2 separate regions of the Homo sapiens genome follow, and region 2 is linked to region 1. Evidence: chromatin contacts called from ENCODE Hi-C or POLR2A ChIA-PET data. All regions are on one chromosome and are shown on one strand. The core of a region is the stretch at or near the end of the contact, and the rest is flanking DNA. Distances in the headings are between cores, read along the strand shown.

What was found. Hi-C counts contacts between places; a loop is a spot of excess contacts on that map. ChIA-PET counts read pairs that join two places held with the same protein, here RNA polymerase II (POLR2A).
Region 2: a loop to region 1 is called in a map with no recorded cell type, with 2.8 times the contacts of the local background. The contact joins two enhancer-like sites. A Hi-C loop is called at or near these places in 1 of 37 single-sample maps with no recorded cell type. POLR2A ChIA-PET finds 5 or more read pairs at or near these places in 1 of 52 experiments (Panc1).

Annotation. Positions count from the first base shown.
Region 1 is chr7:29,227,105-29,233,141 of GRCh38, reverse strand. All of the region lies in intron 1 of CHN2 (chimerin 2), which reads right to left. Among named protein-coding and RNA genes, the nearest start is that of CHN2-AS1, 21 kb to the right of the region's middle. Within about 2 kb of position 4,326, at least 3 of the 41 ENCODE cell types and tissues checked have a DNase peak (open chromatin) inside an H3K27ac peak, as active enhancers do.
Region 2 is chr7:29,446,005-29,452,462 of GRCh38, reverse strand. All of the region lies in intron 6 of CHN2 (chimerin 2), which reads right to left. Among named protein-coding and RNA genes, the nearest start is that of PRR15-DT, 110 kb to the left of the region's middle. Within about 2 kb of position 2,427, at least 4 of the 41 ENCODE cell types and tissues checked have a DNase peak (open chromatin) inside an H3K27ac peak, as active enhancers do.

The DNA of each region.
Region 1 (6,037 bases), core at 3,077-5,576:
GCAAGGTGCAGTTTAAACACAGGCACTCAGACACTGGTACCTGAGCTCTGAACCTGTACTAGTTTGTTCTCTAGTATGACATTGAGAAAACTCAAAGCAAGAGGGGGCTTTAATTAAGTAAACAAAAGTAATATAAATCGTTGAAATAATGTAAATTTTCAAGCTAAATAAGGACAATGGAAATTAAGTCATAACAAGGATGTTAAAAAGGTTGGACCATAATATGTACACATGAGGACAATTCAATAAAAATAATCAATGGATAGTCACTGTCACCACTGTCCGTTTAAAATAATGTCTGTCACAAAAATAACTGAAGTTTTCACAGGGAGTATAAATAACAGTTAGAAAGAAGCCTGCAAAATTTAATGGTACCCTGCATTCAATGAGCATTCAACAACTCTAAAATATGTGAGTGCACACCGATGGGATACATGATCAGCTCAGATGGAAAGGAATGACCTCAACCAAGCCCCAACACTGTGAAAAAGACGCACCGCTATTCTTGGATGGAAATAAATATATCAGATCACTCATCGTGTTTTCAAGTTTGAAGCTACCAGAATGAAATTAAATCTGCAAAATTCAAAGATGACTGCTTCTTAGACAAGGAAATAGTATCTGTTGAATATAACTCTACAGGAAAGAGAAAAAGGAGAGCTAGAGAATATTGTTTCTCAAAGGAAGAAAGCAGCTGTGACTCCAGGAGAGTAATTTACTGAGGCTTCCTGGCTGTAGACGTAAAAGGATGAGAAGAAATCTGACAAGATGAAAATAAGAGCTGGCCACTAAACTAGAGAAAAGGTTAGGAAAGTACAATGCATTTTTTTAAAATAGCTTTGAAAGGAAGACTGAAAGAAAGAGTAAGAAAAGAGAAATTATTATTTTAAAGTGTCATTTCACTCTAATTCTGACTATAAAAAAAAATGACAGCAGGGTCCTGAATCTATTGTCTCCTAATGAAGTCCTCATAAAACGTCCTAGGTTTACAAGTCTGTTTACAAATCCAAAGAGGAATTTCCTCTCTGGCCTTTCTCAACCATAGCCCAGGGTCTCAGTAGTCAAAGCGTGCCCTTTCTGCTCCTAACACAATCACCAGGAATTCTATGATTCAGAAACAAAGACACTGGAGGGAAAAGTTGTTGCTGTTTGTGTAAGGAAAAGCGGTTTACCCTTCAAGTGATTGACCAGTTCTGTAATATTATTAGAAATAAAAATAAATACTTAAACTGCAACAATCTGCAGACACTCAATTAGTAAGATGATCTGTTCAGATAGGAACCATGATCACATGTGATGATAAGGATGAACAACAAGCAACATACAACCAAAAAAGGAAACACCCTGTTTAACTAAAAATGCGGAATGTTCAAGAAGCAGCTTGTATTTCCCTTATACACTGTAACCAATAATTTAAAGTGCTAATGATAGTATCAGAGCTATAATTTGGTCCCAAAAGAAACATCTAAAAGGCTAAAATAAATAAGTTGGAAAACATCCACCCCCAAAAGTGCAGTACTAACTTTTTTTTCATATTTCCACAGCAGTGCCCCTATGCAATCTTTGGGCTTTGCTGAGGACAATATGTTACCATTAAGGAGATATCTCTTTGTTGCTGTTGCTTAATAGCTCAGAGCATCAGATGAGGGGAAATAAATGGCACAGCACACAAGGTGGGGATGGGCTGCCTATGCGTAATGCGGTAAAGACAGATACGTAGATAAGACTGTCCTTTTATACAAAAATGATGCCATTGAACATCCTCCTCCTCCGAAACACACACCTTTTCTCCTACCGGGGATGAATTTTTGCTCATTTCACCGCACTCTCCCAGTTCTTCTGCTAACACATAACCTGTTTGCTGTGGCTGCAGAGTACCGTGGCAGTATTTAAACAGTGGACCAAGTACCAAGGTCACACTGGCTCCTTGTGCAACTTTGAGCCGAAAGTAAGCCAGCAGATACACAGTGATGTACAGAATATTTTTCCCCAAAGCAAGCACAGTACTGGGTCAGACACATGCCATATAGCTTATTGGAACTGTTTCGTGTCCTCCCGCCAGGCTCATCACAATGCAGTCTGGTATGCTGGAAAAAAGGTTTATGAATTCCTGGCTGTGTGATCACAGACCAGACAAGAAACCTTGCTGTACCACATCTGCAAAACGGGCCTAATACAAATGCTTGCTGGCACCATAAGGTATTTTAAGATGCAAACTGATTATACACCTGGATGCACTTTATAATAGGTAAATATTAGAGTACAATGTGTAGACCTGAGTAAATAAAGAATTGTCACTACAGGAAATGAAAAAGGTTTTGTAGATAAGACACAAAAAAAATTTCAAGATTTGGGAATGTTAAACAGGGATGGATATTTGGTGGAGAAAAAAAGAAAAATCAGATCATTTGATCATCTTTAAATATGTAAAAATCTTTCATTGAGCAGCTGAAATAAAAACAATTGAATTAAAGATTTGTTTTTATTTTTAAGAAAGAGGAGGCCTGGCATGGTGGCTCACGCCTGTAATCCCAGCACTTTGAGAGGCTGAAGCAGGCAGATCACTTAAGGACAAGAGTTCGAGACCAGCCTGGCCAACATGGTGAAACTCCGTCTCTACTAAAAGTACAAAATTTAGCCAGGCGTGGTGGCACATGCCTGTAGTCCCAGCTACTCGGGAGGCTGAGGCATGAGAATCACTTGAGCCCGGGAGGCACAGGCTGCAGTGAGCTGAGATCACGCCACTGCACTCCAGCCTAGAAGACAGAGCGAGACTCTGTCTCAAAAAAAAGAAAGAGGAATTGGGTTTACACTATTTTATAAAAGATTTAGGTAAGTTATTTTTACAACGAATTTTTGTTTAGTAAGACAATACCATGTGCGTCCCTAGAAATCTTAACTAGGCAAACACTTTTCTGAGGCAACAAAATACAAGCATTCCAGAAAACAGCCAAATGATCTTAGATAGCCTTCTAAAGCAAATTTGGCAATTTTTTCTCTAAAGGGCCAGACAGTGAATACTTTACACTTTCCAGGCCACACAGTCACTATCACAAGTATTCATCTCTGCTAGGGTAGTGGGAAAGCAGCCATCGACAATACCTAAACAAATGGGCATGGCTGGATTCCAATAAAACTTATTTATTTATTTATTTATTTATTTTTGAGACAGGGTCTCCCTCTGTCTCCCAGGCTGGAGTGCAGTGGTGTGATCTCAGCTCACTGCAGCCTTGACCTCCTGGACTTGAGCAATCCACCTACCTCAGCTTCCCAAGTAGCTGATACTACAGGCACATGCCACCATGCCCACCTAATTTTTGTACTTTTGTAGAGATGGGGTCTCCCCATGTTGCCCAGGCTGGTCTTGAACCTCTGGGCTCAAACAATCTTCCCGCCCTCTAGAAGAGTTAATATTACAGGCATGAGCCACCACGCCCAGCCCCAGTGAAACTTTATTTACAACAAAAGGTGTCAGGCTGGATTTGGCTGGTAGGCCTTCGTTTTCCAATTCTTCATCTAAAGGTTCTTTCCAGTCCTAGGATTCTAATCTGCAAAACACAGCTGTAGCAAATGGTGATAAACCAAACGAAAATGAAAAATACCAGTATACTACTGAATCTGAACGGTATGTCACTGGAGCCAGTGCCATTCTTTCTATCTAGATCTTGGGAATATAATTAGTAAATCTTCGTAATCAGCTCATTAGGATAATACATCATCAGTGATTTTTTTTTCCTTTTTAGCAAAACATAAAAATGTTTACATATGTTTATAGCTGTGATATCCAGACTTTGTAATCCAAGTGTATAATATTACAATCTGGTGCACTAGGAAGCATATGCCATCTGCTCAGCTTCTTCATCCTGCCTGCCAATGGGAAGTATTTTTAGATAAGGTAAAGACATGTGTGGGTAGACACTACCTTTGTCCTTTTTCTAGCTGCTACTCTTTTGTCACTCTTTTATCTCATCCTTGTTCCTCACCCCACCCCACTCTTGCAAAGCACATTGAAACAACACCCTTCTTGCAAGAAGGAGGTCAACAGCGGGGAGGAGCTGGTCAGTCCAGGTGAGGGGGCCACAGCTGGGCAAACCACTCCAGAGAGCTTTCAGGGTGAAAGCTGGCAATCGAGTCCATCCCTGAATCCATGGACCAGAAAGGAGAGCATGTCACTCTGCTCAGAAATCAGGCCCGACTGGAGCAGAGCGGGAGCAAAAGGAAGAATGGGCGTGAAAGCAGAGCTCAGGAAGGAGGGCGGTGCAGCGCCAGAGGCCCATTTTTTTGGCACCCTGCCCCAGGGCATGTGGGTGGATTGGCCTACTTGAAACCTTGGGGTCAAAGGAGACAAACAGCCCCCCTTACTACTGTGCCTGCAGCCAAAGCACCTTGGACTTTGATCACATCAAATTCTCTGCCCTTGATGTATTTATTTCCCAATATTGCCCAATGAGGTTTTGTGTTTTGTTTATTTGTTTTGTCTAACGAGTGAAAGGAATCACATATTGCTGGTCTAGTCATTTTAAAGATGTAATACACACACATATATGTTTATGATGCGTATTCATGTTACACATTCACATAGAAATATGTGTATATGTATACAGTCATTTGTGGCTTAACTCACAGGGTATGTTCTGAAAAATTCATTGTGAGGGGAGTTCATGTTGTGCGAACATCATAGCGTGTGCTTACACAAACCTAGACAGCGTATGCTGGAGCCTATTGCTCCTAGGCTACAAACCTGTACAGCATGGTACTATACTGAATACTGTAGGCAATTACAGCACAATGGAAAGTATTTGTGTATCTAAACGTGGGAAAGGTATACTAAAAATACTGCATTATAATCTTACGGAACCACTGTGGTATATGCAGTCTGTCGATGACGGAAACATCATGGTGTGGCACATGACTCTCTCTCTGTCTCTCTCTCTCTCCACAAACACACAAACACACACACACACGTGTGTGTGTGTGTGTGTATATATATATATATTAGTGTGTGTACAGGTTTTTTTTTAAGGTAGCTTCTATGTTAATTAGAAGCAATGACTTGTAGATATCTGGATTTTAAGGTAACTTGATATCATGTTTAGAACTCAGAAAATATATAGGGCTGAGAATTTGTCATACAATCTGAAGCCTTTAACTTAACAATAAGCTTGTTGGATGCCAGCATCCATGAATGAAGGAAGATTTTTCAATCTTGATTTATTAATGGGAAACCCAGGCTAAAACAATGAAAGAGTGAAATTCTTTTGAACTTGGACTACAGATACTTGGTGTGTATCACTTGGGTTGTTTCTATTCCAAGTGACAGATGACAGAAGCACCAATTCCAATTGGCTTAAGCTAAAGAGGGGAGGGAAAAGTGCTGAGGAAGTCAAAAGGTCAGGAATAGAACTTCAACCACTACTGGATTCAGGTTCCAAAAAGGAAAATCAGAATTCAGTTCTCCATCTCTCAGCTCTGCCTCCACAGGTGTGTGGTCTATCTCGGGTCCCAGGCAGGTGACAGCAAAATGACTACAGTTCAAATCCAGCAAGCAAAAGCTAGAGCAATGGCCAATAATTCCAATGAGGTCATCTTCCCTTTCTGGCCCAATCCCTGAGGTTCTGGGCGAAGCTGGTCATGAGCCACCTCAGGAAGCTGCAGACCTATATGGACTTACGATAAAGTGGGCACCATAAGAAAATTAGGGGCTTTTACCATGAGAAGGAGTAGTTCTAGACAGCAGACAAACCTTTAACAGGAACTCAGTACGTCCATCCCTCTAGAACAAGGAACAATTTAATGATGTACAGGATGCTGCTGCCAGAAAGGAGATCACTGAGTTGGGAAAGTGACTCTAAGTCAGAAAAATATGAAAATGGAATCTGGATAGTTTAATGTAGGCTGCAGTGCCCAGCAAGGCATGGAGACATCTTCTCAATAAGCTGCCTGCTGCCAGCGGGGTGCACCACTATTACAGTGGGAGCTATTGGGAAAACAAGATCCACAAACTCTGCTGAAACACATGGTCTGCAGTAATGCTACA
Region 2 (6,458 bases), core at 1,178-3,677, 220 kb before region 1:
GTACTACAGGATGAGACTTGGGTGAGGAAAGTGAGCTGCAATTTTTAAGGGGTACTCCCTCTCAGGTGCCGGCTCTGCCTTCACACACCCCCAAGAGTAAGGGCCTCCTTAACTTTTGCGCTCTAGACCCTTCCCTTCCTTCACCCGAGGCCCAGCCTGGCGATATTGTGTCCTCACCCAGGAGATGATGGTCTGTCAGATCCTGAGGTGCAATAATGAAGGCTGTGTCTCCAGAATGACAGCAGAAGCAAACTAGAAATAAAATGAAGTTGGATCCAAACGGCCTTGCTTGCACAGTCCCAACTATATAATTTGTAGGGGTCTATGCAAAATAAAACTGCATGTTCTCTTTTGAAAATTATTAAGAACTTCAAGAAGGCAACAGCAGGGCATTAAATCAAGTGTGGCCTGTCTCAGTGCAAGGCCACACACACGTGCAACCTGCCCAGGACCCTAAGGACCCTGCTGTCCTCCACGGGTGGTGTGGCGGTCATGATGACCTTCCTTCTTTAGCCTGATTTAGGCCTATGGGCATGCACCAGGTTGCCTAGGAGACCACCTCTAGGAGGTCCATGAGATGTCACATCAGTGGCTACTAAAAAAGCACTGGAATGGGATTCAGAAGACACAAGCTCTGGGTTTGGGCCTGTCTCGGATGCTAACTAAATTGTAAGACGGGGGGCTAATCACAGAGTGCCTTCACACCCTAGTTTCCTTGGTGGGATTGGCTTGTAGCTTTGAACCTCCAGGTCATGGACTCTCAGGGGCTCATGATTATTATATGTGGTTGGAGAATTCTCTACATTTGGAATAAATACAGCTTCCTAAAATTATTTCTCTCTTCTTCGCGTATATGACCATTTTAAAACGTAATATATTGTGATTAATTAATAAATTTGTAATTAATTACAAATTTATTTTAAAAACATTGTTGAATTTACAACAGCTCTTTATCAACTATGTCATTTTTTTCAATCAGTGGATTAAAAGAAAGCAGTAAGAAGTAGTTTCTGAAGACCTCTGTACTTCTGTACCCATTTCGCCATGGACTGGTAACAAATGGCTCTCAAACAGGCAGCTGTCTGTGCACCACGCTTAATCACAGTATCCATCCAGGGTCCTAATGCCATTACAAGCTGACAATTCACACGGAACTTTACCTGCCTTGATATCATTTATGTATTGAGTTGCTCTTTTCTGAGCATGTTACATGTTCTGGGCACTGTTCTCAGCATCATAATAGACAAAAATCTCTTCCAACCCCAGTCCAGTAACTTGTATTATTTACCATCTGTTCTTACTTGTGTGGCTAAAGCAGAAGTTAATGTGGTGGTGGTGGGGGTGCGTTGTTGTTTCTCTCTCTTTCTTATTTATTATGGTATAAGAAGTAATGAGGCCGGGTGTGATGGCTCACGCCTATAATCCCAGCACTTTGGGAGGCCGAGGTGGGTAGATCACGAGGTCAGGAGTTCAAGATCAGCCTGGCCAAGATGGTGAAACCCTATCTCTACTAAAAATAAAAAAATTAGCCGGGCGTGATGGTGGGGGCCTGTAATCCCAGCTACTCGGGAGGCTGAGGCAGAGAATTGCTTGAACCTGGGAGGCGGAGGTTGCAGTGAGCCAAGATTACACCACCGCACACCAGCCTGCCAACAGGGCAAGACTCCATCTCAAAAAAAAAAAAGAAGTAATGAAGTAATGTACCTACCATTCATCTGATGAATACATCTGTATTAGTTTTCTGTGGCTGCTATAACAAATTACTACAAGTTTGGTGGCTTAAAACAAGGCAAACTTATTCTCATACAGTTCTGGAGGCCAGAGGTGTGAAAAGAATTTTTGGGGCTGCAATCGAGGGCTGTGCTCCCTCTGGAGCTAGGAGAGAATCTGTTCCAGGCCTCCTCCAGCTTCTGTGGGCTTCCTGCATGCCTGGCCTTGTGGCTGCACCACCCCAGGATCTTCAAATCCTTCTCTGCTCCACTTCCCCCGGACTTCTCCTCTGTGACTGTCTGTGAAATCTCCTTCTGCCTCTCCCTTAAAAAGAGACGGGTGCTGGTATTTAGGGTCCACAAAGATTATCCAAGATTCTTCTTCATCTCAAGATTCTTAATGTAATCACATCTGCATAAACCTTTTTGCCAAGGTAAGGTCACAGTTATTGGCTCTAGGGATTAGGATCTGATATCTTTGGAGGCCATTATTCTGCCTACCACAAAATCCTTAAAAACAAACTCATTCTTGCTACCTTCCTTTAGTGTTAATTTGAGCTTCGTCTGCTTGGATTATGCTTAGTGAGGAGACTGATGATTCATGCTCACATGCAAACAAAAGTGTGCACTGCAAACAGAAGAAACTAACCTTTCTGTTTGCCTTCAAGAGATTCTTCAATTGATGTGAAATACACACCCTGAATTTCTTAAACCTGTACCACATCCCCTAGGGAAGATCCTGGAAGCCACTTCACGGAACTCAGAGTGAAATACTGACTAACCACAAATTAAGCTTGGCCTGTGATCGTTTTCTCTGGAAATAGAGAAAAGAAAGTGATAAAAACATTCTCCAAGAGTGGTTTGCTTTAGAACAGAGTAAACACCAAGTTACCACCCAGCTCAGTTTGTCTTTGCTCTTTGGGCTTGGCCTTGGCCTAAATTACTTCACATGCCTTGAACATCTGTACCCCTGCCTTCTGTAGCAGGGCCTTTACCTGAGCCCAGTGTCTGTTCATCAATGCCCAACCACTATAATGTCAATCACAGCCCACATTTATTTGAGTTAACTATAAGCCAGGCACTGTGCTCAACATACTACAGAACTCCATAAATGATTCTGAATGAATGCAAATAATCTTATTCATTTCCTAGCTCAAGGATCAGCAACTGTAAAGTACCAACAGTAAATACTTTACGATTTGTAGCCCATATAGTCTCTGTCCTGTCTGGACCACTCAACTCTGTCATTGTAGTACGAACTTTCCCATATTTTATATTTCAATGAATGGATGTGGCTGTATTCCAATAATACTTTATTTACAAAATGATGCCTATTTACCTCTGTTCTGGGCCTGCAGGACGGATTCTGACTTATTAGTCTCCCACCATAAGAATCTGAATGATTTCTATTGATTTAAGGACAACTTCAGATTTGCTTTCCATTATTACCGCTTCAAACCAGGTTTCCTGACACATAGATTATTTTTTTTCAGACACTCACCTTAATTCCAACACACCTTAATTATTTAGAGCCTCCCATTTTTCCTGCAATTCCTAAGTTGTTCTGCTTTTTCCCTTGTGTGAAATAATAAGGAAACACTTCACTCTGGGTTTATTCTGCTAAGTTTAACTTGCCGGCAAATAACTTAATGCTGCAAAGTTATCAAGTCTCTCTTGCAGTATGAAGCTCCTATGGCTGAATTTGAGCAGTAATGTCCATGAGCTGACTTGGTAACTTGTAAATCAGAAATGCTGGGTTTGATGAAGGGCGAGGTAGCACCATTTTTTACAGTGAATTAAATTCCGCACACATTTAGTATGGACCATGCCCTGTACTGGATGCCAGGACTGGTTTCTGTTCTCAAGGAGTTTACAGTCTGGTTGGGGATAACAGAAGCTAACAAACAATTATAATACAGAGCAATAACTGCTAAGGTGGGGGAGATATAGTGTGCTCTGGGGCACAAAGCCTTCCCCAACTCCCCAAAACAAGTGATGACTCCTCTGAGACCTTAAGGATGAGAAGGAGATAGCCAAACAGTGAGAAAAAGCCCAGGAGAATATTTCAGGCAAAGGGAATAGAATTTGCAAAGACTTGGAGGTGAGTTACAGGGTGATCTATTACAGAAATGAAAATTCATTATGGCTAGAAAGAAGAAAGTAAGGGAAGTGGGTAGTGATCTATGAGGCGGGATCTTACAGGATGTATTAGGAGACTGGGTCACATCTAAAAGCTTGGGGTGGGGTAGCTGGTGAAGAATGACTTTAAGCAGGGAAGTGACATGCTGGGATGTATAAACTAAAAGTAAAAACTAAAGAAAGAATTAGGAGAAAGCTGCTGTGTGTTTCTTCAAGTGGAGTTTAGAAGTCTTCAGATGACTAGGTCAAGATCATTTCCAACGACTAAGAAATCAATGGACCCACTTTGAGCATGATGTTGTGAAGTTCTGGGAATATCAAGAAGCTATTAATGTTCTAAAAGAAAAAAAAAACCCAGAAAGTTTCAAAAATAAGGAAAGAGGTATCAAAATCCCATTCTTTAATAAAATAAGGTATTGCGTACCTATAAGTGGAAAGACTAGATACAGAAAACTCAGAACTTGGAAATTAACACTGTACCTCAAAGGGCCATATCCCTGAAATATAAAACTGCTTAGTCAGAATAAAGGTCATTAACCACCAGCTCATGTAAATGGGGAAGGTTTCTGCAGTTTCCTTTTTCCAGTGATTTTCAAACAAACTTGCCAAATAGAATTGCCAAGCTCTTAAAAATACGGATGCTTGGGCCTCATCCCAGACTATCTAAACCAGAACCTTTGAAGACGGAAATTTCTATTTTTTTGCAAAGTTCTCCCAGTGATTCTAATATGCACCCAGGGTTGTTACTGTTTGTTAATAGATCAGTTTTATTGGGGTTATGACTGACATACAATAAACAGCACATATTTTAAGTGCACAACTTGAAATGTTTTCACTTGTCACTCATATCACATATCATGTTATCTATATACCTGGAAAACTACCACCACATTCAAGAAAATTAACATATCCCTCTCACCAAAAACTGTCCTTGTGCTCCTTTGAAACCCCTCCCTCCTACCACTGGTTTTGAGGTACCTGATTATGATGTGCTGGGTATAGATTTTAGTGCCTGGGACTTGCTAAGATTCTTGGATCTCTGGGTTTACAGCTTTCATCAAATTTAGAAAATTTGAGGCCATTATTTCTTCATATATTTTTGTGTCCTCCCTTTCTCTCTCATCTGTGTGGGGACTCCAGTTAGACATATATCAGACTGTCTGAAGTTGTCCCACAGCTCACTGATGATGTTTTTGTTTTTAAAAAAATTCCTGGATAGTTTCTATTTCTGTCTTTAATCTCTCTAATCTTTTCTTCTGCAATTTCTAGTCTGCTGTGAGTCACATGCAGTGTACTTTACATCTTAGGCGTTAGAATTTTCATTTCTAAAGGTTTGATTTGGATCTTTTTTTATATGGTCCATGTCTCAACATAACTTTTTGACCATAAGCAATACAGTTATAACGCCCATTTAAGCACCCTTGTCTGCTCATTGTAGCATCTCTGTTAGTTCTGGATTGACTAGTCCCCTCATAGATGATGTTTTTCTGCCTCTTCCCCCATCTGTAATTTTTCATTAGTTGACTGACATTCTGAATTTTACCTTGCCAGGCGCTGGGTATGTTTGTATTCCCATAAATGTTCTTCAACTTCGCTTTTGGATGCAGTTAAAGTTACTTGGAAACAGTTTGACCCTTTTGTGTCTTGCTTTTGTGATCTGCCGGGCGGATCTGGAGCTGGGCTCAGATAGGGCTAAGTGTGGCCCACTCCTGAGATGGAGGCATCCTGAGTACTCTCCCAAGGCCCCATGAATGATAAGACTTTCCACTCCAGCTGGTGGAGAAAACCACTATTTCTGACCCAGTATGAATGTCAACACTGTTTCCTCTAATCCTTTGTGTGGTTCTTTTCCTAGCCTCGCTAGTTTTGTTACATGCATGCACTAATACGGCTGAATTTGCTGCACTGATATCTGCTGAATACTCCAGGGAGACCCCTAACAGTAACCCAGATCTCCATTTCTCTCTTTGGGCAGCTCTCTCATCTTCCTTACCGGGTCGTGTGAACTCTAGCTGCTGGACCCACAGCAACTCAGAAAGTCCCCTGGGCCCTGCCTGAGTTCTCCCTCCCTGCATCTGCCTGGACATTCTCTCAGGGCAGTCAGCTGGGGCAATCGCAGAGCTAACCTCATTTGTTTCAGACTCTCAGGGATCACTGTTTTGTTGTCTGATGTCCAGTTTCTGAAACACTTTTGAGATATAGATACACATAGGGATCTAAGGCATATAGTAGGGACCTAAGGCAGGGCAATCTTAGGTCCCTACTGCTCTATCTTGGCAGGAGTTAGTCTAAAAAGGTGATTCTTTTTTGCTGTTCTTTTGTTTGTTTTTTAAATTTCAATAGTTTTCTGGAGAACAGGTGGTGTTTAGTTACATGGATAAATACTTTAGTGGTGACTTCTGAGATTTTGGTGCACCTGTAACCCGAGCAGTGTACACTAATGTGTAGTCTTTTATCAACACTTGGGTGTACACTGAAATCACCTGGACAGCTGTAAAAACTACTATTGTTTCTGTTCCCTACCCAGAGTTTCTGATGTAATTGGTCTGGGGTATAGCCTTGGCATCAGGGTTTTTAGAAGCTCCCAGATGATGCTCATGTGCCTCCAAG